2 separate regions of the Homo sapiens genome follow, and region 1 is linked to region 2. Evidence: chromatin contacts called from ENCODE Hi-C or POLR2A ChIA-PET data. All regions are on one chromosome and are shown on one strand. Each heading gives the region's core, a stretch centred on a gene start or an enhancer-like site at or near the end of the contact. The rest is flanking DNA. Distances are from core to core; before and after follow the strand shown.

Region 1 (4,939 bases), core at 528-3,027, 230 kb before region 2:
TTCCCCAGGCAGCGACCGCTTAGGCCTTACACCCTAGAAAGTCAGTTTTTAATTGGTGAATTGGTAAGTAAGTCCTTCCCTGACATTCCCGCCCCTCGATGCAAAGTTCCTCGTCAAGAGTTTTGCTTATACAGTGGAGCACACTCCCACAGCCAGGCGGGAGTTCAGGAGACAAGACAGAAAGAGGCGGCGGGGACGGTGGGTGGGTGGGTGTGCGCCTGCCAGGATCCCTGGCCCCCCGCCCTCTCCCGCACACACAGCCTGGCCGCCCAGGCCTGGCCCACCCGCACCCAGAGGGCCGCACCCACCGGCTCGCGCGCCTCGCCGCCCTCCGCTCCCTCCCGCGGGCCAGGCATCCATCACGGCTCCCGAGCGCCCTCCCTCCCATCTCCTGCGGGCTCCTCCGCTCTCCTCCCTGGGTCTGCCTCATTTGCATTCCCCCGGCTCCCGGCTCCTCGGCAAAGTGACCTCCGCACACAGCAGCGCCAGAGGCTTCCACCGCGGAGGGAAACACCGCCGCCCGCCCCCGCGGCGGCCGGGGAGGGGGCGACGGGGGCGGGGGTCCCGAGGAGATGGATGCGGAGCTGGGCCTGGCTGGCGGGCCTGAAGCGGCCAAAAGGCCCGGGGCCGGGGGCACTGAGGGACTTGGGTGCTCGGGTGGGATTTGAACCCGCGACCTCAGATCCCCAGCCAGGCGGGAGTGAGACATGATCAGCACGAGGCCCGGGAGGCTGCGACCAGAAACGGAACCCCTACTGGGAACCTGGGGCTCCCCAACGTCCCGTTTCCTTCCCCCGTGAGCCCCCACTGGGGAGGGGCCGACCCCACCGGGCAGTCGCCCAGGGGTTCCCAGCCCTCCCCGGGGACCTGCCCAGCCCCCACCCCACCCTCCGGGCCCGCCGAGCCGCCTCCCCTCCCCCCGTTTGGTATTTACACCTTCCACACATTTGTAAGCTATTATCCTGTCCACGCTTAGTCACCGCTGAGCCAAGCGCCACGGATTTAGCTCCTTTAATCTTTCCTCCTAAATCAATCCTCCATTTCCCCTTAATCATCCCGTGGCTCCTCTCTGAACTCTTGCTGCCGCCTCGGCTGCTGCAGCCCGTGCCTATCTCTCTGGAACTGCTCCCCCTCCAACCCAACACCCACGGGTGTCCCAAGGGCATGGTGAGCATTTGAGGGGTGGGTTGGATTTCCAGCGCTGCCAGCCCCAGCCTAGGAGCCAGGGGAAGAAGTGCAGACCCCTGCCCACCTCTTCCTAGAAAACACACCACTGAACCTTCCCATCTCCACTCTCAGGATCTCTGCCCCTCTGTCCTCCTCCTGCCTTCCCATCCTCACTCATCCTTCTGAAGACCCTAAGTTTCCACCATGATTTGCAAAAAAATTAAAAAACAAACAAACGTGGCAGATCTTCTCCCCTCGGGCCTCCTGCCCCCAGTGCTGGCCGTTCCCACCTCCTCTTCCCAGCTGCTCAAAGGAGGTGGGCTGCAGGGCCAGCCTGGAAGGGCAAGGAATACTTATAACTCAGGAATACTTATAACTTATAACTCAGAGGCAGCCTGAGGCCGGCCTCTGTCCCCTCCTGCAGGGTGGCTGTCCATCTCTCCTGGACCACCTCAGGCTCCACCCCCTTCACTCCCTCCTGCCTGCCCATGGGACCCACTGACGACTCGGGGACTGAGTAGCTTGGGTCTTGGCATTCCAATGCTCCCTGTAGTGCTTCCTGGGTGCCCCTGCCTCTCCATTCCTGATCCTTCCTGCCCCCTGCCTGGACCTAGCAGAGGCAGCCCTGCCGCCAGCCACAAGAGGGAGCAGATTCCTCCCAAGAAGCAGAAGGGCAGGGGTGGGGGTCCAGGAAGGAGTGCGGGCAGGGGAGACAGAGGGAGGATCAGAGGGGGACAGGACGTGGGGCCATTTCTTCAAACGCTAATCAGCATCTTCCGGCAGTGTCTGAGAAGCTGAGCTGATAATGAGCCCAGCTCGGGGCTGATTCCTGATTAATGAAGAGGCCACGGGGCTGCTGAGTGGGGCTGGGTGGGGCATGTCCCTCATGGCCCTCCCACTGCCCTTGAAGACCAGCCCTCTGAGACAGTAACAGTCACTGCCCTTCCCTGCCAGGCCACACCACTTACATCCCCTCCACCCACTCCACTGCCCAAGCAGGCAGGCTGACAGCACCCCTCCAGGAGGGTCTGAGCCGCAGCTGGTGTGGGGTGGAAGGTGGGGAGGGTGGGTGCACCTGGTTCTGCAATCTGAGGGGTTGGCAGCCCTCAGTATTTTTTAAATCAGTTACTGTTCTATTAAAATAATCACGATTTGGAGCTGCTTTTGACAGACTGGAAGACCCAGCCATGCTGGGCTCCTCACACAGGGCAACAGTTAGCTAGGGCTGAGAAGCAGCTGCGTCCTTCAAGACTAAGTGGTCTTCAGTTCTCCTCAGACCCCACCCTTCCCTACTGTATCCCCCCACCCCAACCTGACCTGCCTGGCTCCTGAGGGCAGGATCAGCCCTGAACCAGATGTTGAACTAAATGTGCTTAAGGCTCATGCCTCAGGAGAAGCTGGGACCACAGGGAACAGAGGGCTGGACAGGCAGGGGGAGTCAGAGGCAAGCCTGTGCGGTAGATAAGAGGCTTGAACCCACCTCAGTGGGCACCCTCTCCCTTCCACAGCCAACGGGGCAAGGGGCAGCCCTTGGAACCTCCAACCCAGTGGCAAAGATGTAGAGTTGGGATGGAGTGTGGAGTAGCTCCTCCCAGGGCCAAGTGTAGGGGGTGGAGGGCAGAGACTGTCAGTAGTGGCCTGACCACACACTGGGAAGAGAAGGAGCTAAGGAGGTCGCTGGGACAGAAGGAGTGGGTGCTAAGGAGCCCGAAACTGGGTCCTGGGACAGCCAGAGAGAGAGAGGGCTTGCATGCTTTCTGTGCCTCAGAGCTGTCCTGGCTGGCGGCTGGGTGGGGCAGGGAGAGGAGAGAGGAGGGCAGGGGAGGGACTGCCCAGCTGGAAGAGGCCTTGTCTAATTGTGCCTGATTAGTAGAGAGGAAGAGAACAGGGCGAGTGATTAATAGTCATGGCAGTCACCAGCATGTGGAGAAGGAGGGTCGGGAGGGGGAGGGAGACCGGAGAGCCCATAGGGGATGGAGATAGTGAGGCGCCCACAGGGCCCCAGGCTCCTGGCCCCCCGGGGCTGCCTGGACCCTTGAGGACCCTGAGGAGTGGGGCTGGCTCCTACCCATGCCTCCTCAGGGTTTCTTCGCCTCCCCCAGCCTCAATTTTCCAGACAGTAGCGTGGAAAAGACCAAGGTCATGTCCTGCACCTGGGAAGAAAGCACCTTTGCTCACGTGGTGTCTCCAGACACCCCACTGCCCCCAGCCCCCAGCCCCCAGACACAGGCCCTATCCTCAGCTCCACCTGAGATCACAGCCCACAGAGTAGATGGCCCGACTTCCAGTCACAGCCCGCAGCTACCCTTTATATCCTGTGGTCCCAGTTGTAATCCCAGCCCTGCCCTACCCAGACAATCTCATTCCTAGGGCCATCCAGAGCTGCGCTGTCCAACACGGCAGCCTATAGCCACGTATGGCTATTTGAATGTAAAATTCATTTTCTCTGTCGCACTAATCGCATTTCAAGTGCTCAACAGCCACATGTGGCTAGTGACTACCAAGTTGGACAAGCACAGGTGCAGAGCGTGTCCATCACCACAGAATGTTCTATTGGCAGCACTGATCTAGACAGTGTGTGCGCACTCCTGCACCTATGCACACGTGCATGCATATTTTGGAGGGCTGGATAGAATGGAAATGCTAGTACAGGGCAGAGGAGGGTGTGGGCCAGAGGGTCAAAAGCGGGGCGATGACTAGGTAATGGAGAGTAATGAAGATGCCAGCACATGGGTCGGAAACCAGTAGGTGGTGCTGACAACAGTCAGGTTAAAGATAGCCAGCAGTTGGGGTGGCGGCATTTATAACAGCTGACGCTTACACAGAGTATACGATGTGTGTGCCAGGTAGTGTGCTAAGCTCTTTAGGAGCATCTCTTTAATCCTCACAACAACCCCCAATTTTTAGGTTCTAATATCCTATTTAAAGAATACACCCAGCACTTTGGGAGGCCAAGGCGGGCGGATCACGAGGTCAGGAGATCGAGACCATCCTGGCTAACACAGTGAAACCCCATCTGTACTAAAATTACAAAAAATTAGCCGGGCGAGGTGGCGGGCACCTGTAGTCCCAGCTACTCAGGAGGCTGAGGCAAGAGAATGGCATGAACCCCGGGGGGCGGAGCCTGTAGTGAGCCGAGATCGCGCCGCTGCACTCCAGCCTGGGCAACAACGAGACTCTGTCTCAAAAAAACAAACAAAAAAAAGAATACACAAACCGATGCTCACAGAAGCTTTTTGGCTTCCCCACGGCCACACAGCTTAATGCGTAGAGCCGAGGTTCGAATCCTGGTGGTCCCCAGGTGAGAGGAGATGCTGAATTTTAGAGCCACCCTTGCATTTTACAGCTCAAGAAATGAAGCCTAGGGAGAAAGAGTGATTTCTGCCTTTTAGTAAGAGGGCAGGCTGAGAGCAGGCCGCAGTGGGGAAGGTAGAACTGGGGCTTGGAGGAAGGGGGTGTGGGTAGCAGATGGCGGCAGGAATCAGGGAGGAAGGGAGAGCTGTCTACAAGGCTGGGGGTGGGGGACATACAGGTGGTAGAATGGGCGGGAGTGAGATGGTATGAGACTGAGTGAAGAGGGGAGGGAGAAGAGAGGAGCAGAGGTAAACTAGCTGGAGCTAGCCACCATGCAGAGCAAACATACGGGGCCCACCTCCCAGGGCCCTCTCCTCTTTCCTCTCTTCCCTCTTCTCCAAACTGCCCAGCCTGCCTCATCCCCTAGGCCCTCCCAGCTCTCCTCCACCCAGAATGGCCTCTCCTTCTCTGAACTCGA
Region 2 (4,659 bases), core at 978-3,477:
GTTTTTCTTACTATCCTCCATTTTACAGGTAAGAAAACTGAGGCTCAAAGAGGTTAAATCAGTTGTTCCAGGTGCATAGCTTGGGCACCTAGCTTGCAAGTGACAAGGCGAGCCCAATGCCACCCACACCAGCTCTGGTTCTTTGCCTCCAGCCCTGGCTCCTTTCTCCAACCATCTTCCCTCTCTGCCCCGGGCAGGTGGGGAGAAAAGGAAGAAAGAGAGGCCCACGTCATGTGTTTCAGCTTCCCTTTCCCTCTCTGCTGGTGCCCACTGGCCCTCACACCCATTTCTTGTTGCAGGAAGGTGAACAAGTGCTACCGGGGCCGCTCCTGCCCCATCATCGTGCACTGCAGGTGGGTGGAGAGGAGATTCATCTCTCTGGTCCCACTCCCTGTGTGCGTCTCCTGTGCACATTGCCTGCCTGTCCCCTTGGTGCTAGCAAACTGCAGGCATAGTCCAAATCCAGCACACCACCTGTTTTTAATGGCCAAGACCTAAGCGTGGCATTCACAGTTTTAAATGGGTGAAGAAAAAAGAAGAAAAGTATGTGATACAAACTGTATGTGGCCCACAAAGTTGAAAATATTGACCATTGGCCCCCTATACACAAAAAGCTGGCTGAAGGCTAGAGAGGCCCATCCAATTCCCTCCTGCTGCCTCTGCTTCTGGGCTGAGCCATGGCTCTCCTCTTTGGTTGTCCCATTGCCCAAATGACACCCACAGGTCACAGACTCCCCTCTCAAGGCCCAAGTCCCAGCGTGCAGGTGCTATGAGCTTTCCTTCATCCTCGGCTCACTGTCCCTCTCCAAGCCAACCCCAACGGGTCACCCAGTGTCCTCCCCTCCCCCAGGCCTCCAGGCCTCCTCGCCTCCTCCGTCCCTCCCCCTTTCTGCTGCATCTCAAGCTAAACCTGTCACTAACTCCTGTTTCAGTGATGGTGCGGGGAGGACCGGCACCTACATCCTCATCGACATGGTCCTGAACCGCATGGCAAAAGGTAGGGAGCTTCCCCACGGTGCCCGCAGCCCCCAGGCCCTTTTTAGAGGCTCCCCAGCACACAGGGTCCTGGGAGCTCAGAAGGAGCAGGTTGTCAACCTCCAGGCTCTGCCCAGCCCTCCAAGGCTCTTTGCCTCCAGGAGGCCTCAGGTTTTCTGGGTCCTGTCCTCCTCTGGACACCCCCTGAGCAGCCCCATCCCCACCTCCATCTCCAGGAGTGAAGGAGATTGACATCGCTGCCACCCTGGAGCATGTCCGTGACCAGCGGCCTGGCCTTGTCCGCTCTAAGGTGACCATGCCTTCCTGCCCCAACCCCAGCTCCCACCCTTCCCTAGCACCCACTTCTTGGCCACCCCAGGGAAAGCAGCAGCTGCCAACCTTTCCCACCTGCTTCTGCGCCTCCTCCAGGAGGGCTCCCTTCCTCCCAGGGGACCTGCCCAGGGCCCTCCCCCCACCAAAAGCCCCCCATCTTGAGGGCAGAGCACAGGTCAGCCCTCTCCATGACCATCCTACCACTGCCCTTCCTCAGGACCAGTTTGAATTTGCCCTGACAGCCGTGGCGGAGGAAGTGAATGCCATCCTCAAGGCCCTGCCCCAGTGAGACCCTGGGGCCCCTTGGCGGGCAGCCCAGCCTCTGTCCCTCTTTGCCTGTGTGAGCATCTCTGTGTACCCACTCCTCACTGCCCCACCAGCCACCTCTTGGGCATGCTCAGCCCTTCCTAGAAGAGTCAGGAAGGGAAAGCCAGAAGGGGCACGCCTGCCCAGCCTCGCATGCCAGAGCCTGGGGCATCCCAGAGCCCAGGGCATCCCATGGGGGTGCTGCAGCCAGGAGGAGAGGAAAGGACATGGGTAGCAATTCTACCCAGAGCCTTCTCCTGCCTACATTCCCTGGCCTGGCTCTCCTGTAGCTCTCCTGGGGTTCTGGGAGTTCCCTGAACATCTGTGTGTGTCCCCCTATGCTCCAGTATGGAAGAATGGGGTGGAGGGTCGCCACACCCGGCTCCCCCTGCTTCTCAGCCCCGGGCCTGCCTCTGACTCACACTTGGGCGCTCTGCCCTCCCTGGCCTCACGCCCAGCCTCCTCCCACCACCCTCCCACCATGCGCTGCTCAACCTCTCTCCTTCTGGCGCAAGAGAACATTTCTAGAAAAAACTACTTTTGTACCAGTGTGAATAAAGTTAGTGTGTTGTCTGTGCAGCTGCAACCCAGACTCCTACGCATTTCTGTCCGCTGTGCATCTGGACTCCAGCCCCAGCCTCAGCCCGGAGCCGGTCCCTGCTGGTCTCTCAGGAGGTGCAGAGAGCACAGCAGGAGAGCGCCAGCTGCCAGTAAGGCCCTTCTAGGTGGGAACACTACGTTAGAACGAGGCTTCCTATGCAGCCAGCAGTCTCCAAGGTGCTTTACATGATGAGTCCCATTTTACAGATGGAAAGACTGAGGCACAGAACTTGCTTGTGGTAACACGTAACACAACTTGTAAGATTGTAAGGTGCAATGGCTCATGCCTGTAATCCCAGCTCTTTGGGAGGCTGAGGCAGGCAGATCACCTGATGTCAGGAGTTGGAGACCAGCCTGGCCAACATGGAGAAATCCCGTCTTTACTAAAAATACAAAATTAGCCGGCCATGGTGGCTCGCGCCTGTAATCCCAGCACTTTGGGTGGCTGAGGCAGGCATATCACCTGAGGTCAGGAGTTCGAGACCAGCCTGGCCAACATGGCAAAACCCTGTCTCTACTAAAAATACAAAAAAATTAGCCATGTGTAGTGGCGGGTACCTGTAATCCCAGCTACTTGGGAGTCTGAGGCAGGAGAATCACTTGAACCCGGAAGGTGGAGTTTGCAGTGAGCCGAGAGTGTGCCGCTGCACTCCAGCCTGGGTGACAGAGTGAGACCCTGTCTCAAAAAAAAAAAAAAAAAAGATTGTAAGGTGGAGTTAGAGTTTGCACCTGGCTGACTAACCTCCTCTCTACTACCTCTCCTCTCAATTCTTTTTTTGTTTTTGGGGTTTTTTTGGAGACAGAGTCTTGCTCTGTCACCCAGGCTGGAGTGCAGTGGCGCGATCTCGGCTCACTGCAACCTCTGCCTCCTGGGCTCCAGCGATTTCCCTGCCTCAGCCGCCTGAGTAGCTAGGATTACAGGCACCCACCACCAAGCCCGGCTAATTTTTTATATTTTTAGTAGAGACGGGGTTTCGCCATGTTGCCCAGGCTGGTCTGGACTCCTGAGCTTCAGACAATCTGCCCGCCTTGGCCTCCCAAAGTGCTGGGATTACAGGCGTGAGCCACCGCGCCTAGCCTCCTCTCAGTTCTTGGCAGCTGCTTTGTGCCCTTCTGCTGCCAGATTGAGGTGAGGCCTGAACAAAGTGATATTAGCAAAGTGTCTGCCACACCTTAGGCAAAACTATAGCAAAACTCTGCCAGTGAGTCTAGGCTAGGCCTGTGAGATGCTAGGACAGGCGTTCCCCTGGGGATAAAGGACACTTTCTGTCTCACCCCAGCTCCCAGAACCCTCCACCCTGTATAGTCCCAGAAGGCACACTCACCTGCATGTCAGGAGGTGTCCTTGGACAAATGGGGTGGACATGAAATAAGGCAAAAAGAGCCTTAGGCCTGGGGCTACTTGGAAGTTAGGGCTACTTACCTGTGCTGAGACTCAGTCTCCTTAATTAAAAAACAGGGCAAGCACCATCTGCCCTGAGCAGGAGTGAAGGGACCCGCCAGCAGACCACAGGCCCTCCCGCTGTCTCACCCACGCTCTGCTGAGGCTCAGTGTCAGTGATAGCCATCTCAAGGGCTAGACAGACGTAGAAGAAACAGCCATTTGCAAACTTCCACCCGACTCAGGATGGAGGTTTGAAATTCCTCTTTCAGGGTAGGCTGCTTCTTCACTTTGAGAAAAATATAGTAGAGGCCCTTTGGTGATTGACGGTGAAGCAAGAGCCTGTCCTGGAATAGAAGAGAGGCCTGGGGAGCCACCTGGCCCTGCCTGACAACGGAAAGGTGCTTGTCCCAGCACAGCGGCTAGAGATGAAAGGGAAGGGGTACCTGGCTTTTTCTTCCGTGGGCCCTGATGAGTTTGGGGCCTGGGCCCTGGGTGGGCTGGACTCATGCCACACCACATGCCACTGGCTCACACCTCGGGCTGAGCCAATGAAACCTACCCAGGGGCTTAGTCTGTGGGCCTCATGCAGGTACAGTTTAAAGGTTTCACTGTGTGTTCTCAGCTTTCTGTGCTTTCAGTCTTTTTTTTTTTTTCTTTCTTTCTTTGTGACAGTCTCACTCTGTTGCCCAGGTTAGAGTGCAGTGGCTTGATCTTGGCTCACTGCAGCCTCCGCCTCCCAGGTTCAAGTGATTCTCCTGCCTTAGCGTCCCGAGTAGCTGGGATTATAGGCATGTAGACATGCACCACCACCACATCCAGCTTTTTGTGTTTTTGTTGTTTTTTGGGGGGTTTTTTTTTTGGTATTTTTTTAAGTAGAGATGGGGTTTTGCCACGTTGGCCAGGCTGGTCTCAAACTTCTGGCCTCAAGTGATCTGCCCGCCTCAGCCTCCCAAAGTGCTAAGATTATAGGCGTGAGCCACCGCGCCCAGCCTCAGTTAAGTCTTAACTTGAGTATGGTCCTAGCTGTGCTGTGGAGTACTAGGGGGTGAGGCCACTCATAA

Evidence for each region. A loop is a pair of places that touch in the nucleus more often than their neighbours do. ChIA-PET counts read pairs that join two places held with the same protein, here RNA polymerase II (POLR2A). Pooled maps may share reads with other maps.
Region 1: a loop to region 2 is called in a pooled map of heart left ventricle, with 1.9 times the contacts of the local background. The contact joins two enhancer-like sites. A Hi-C loop is called at or near these places in 10 of 168 maps with a recorded cell type or tissue (HepG2, IMR-90, PC-9 and 7 more), 1 of 37 single-sample maps with no recorded cell type and 19 of 50 pooled maps. POLR2A ChIA-PET finds 5 or more read pairs at or near these places in 3 of 52 experiments (H1 and T-cell).

Annotation. Positions count from the first base shown.
Region 1 is chr2:219,518,337-219,523,275 of GRCh38, reverse strand. All of the region lies in intron 1 of ASIC4 (acid sensing ion channel subunit family member 4), which reads right to left. Among named protein-coding and RNA genes, the nearest start is that of ASIC4-AS1, 3.7 kb to the right of the region's middle. RefSeq lists an enhancer at 1-366. Within about 2 kb of position 1,777, at least 6 of the 41 ENCODE cell types and tissues checked have a DNase peak (open chromatin) inside an H3K27ac peak, as active enhancers do; they include ascending aorta, where a contact is called at or near this core.
Region 2 is chr2:219,287,164-219,291,822 of GRCh38, reverse strand. It overlaps PTPRN (protein tyrosine phosphatase receptor type N), which reads left to right. Exons shown (of 23, transcript NM_002846.4): 20 at 300-353; 21 at 933-997; 22 at 1,212-1,285; 23 at 1,526-2,200. The coding sequence ends at 1,597. Among named protein-coding and RNA genes, the nearest start is that of MIR153-1, 4.7 kb to the left of the region's middle. Within about 2 kb of position 2,227, at least 16 of the 41 ENCODE cell types and tissues checked have a DNase peak (open chromatin) inside an H3K27ac peak, as active enhancers do; they include ascending aorta, where a contact is called at or near this core.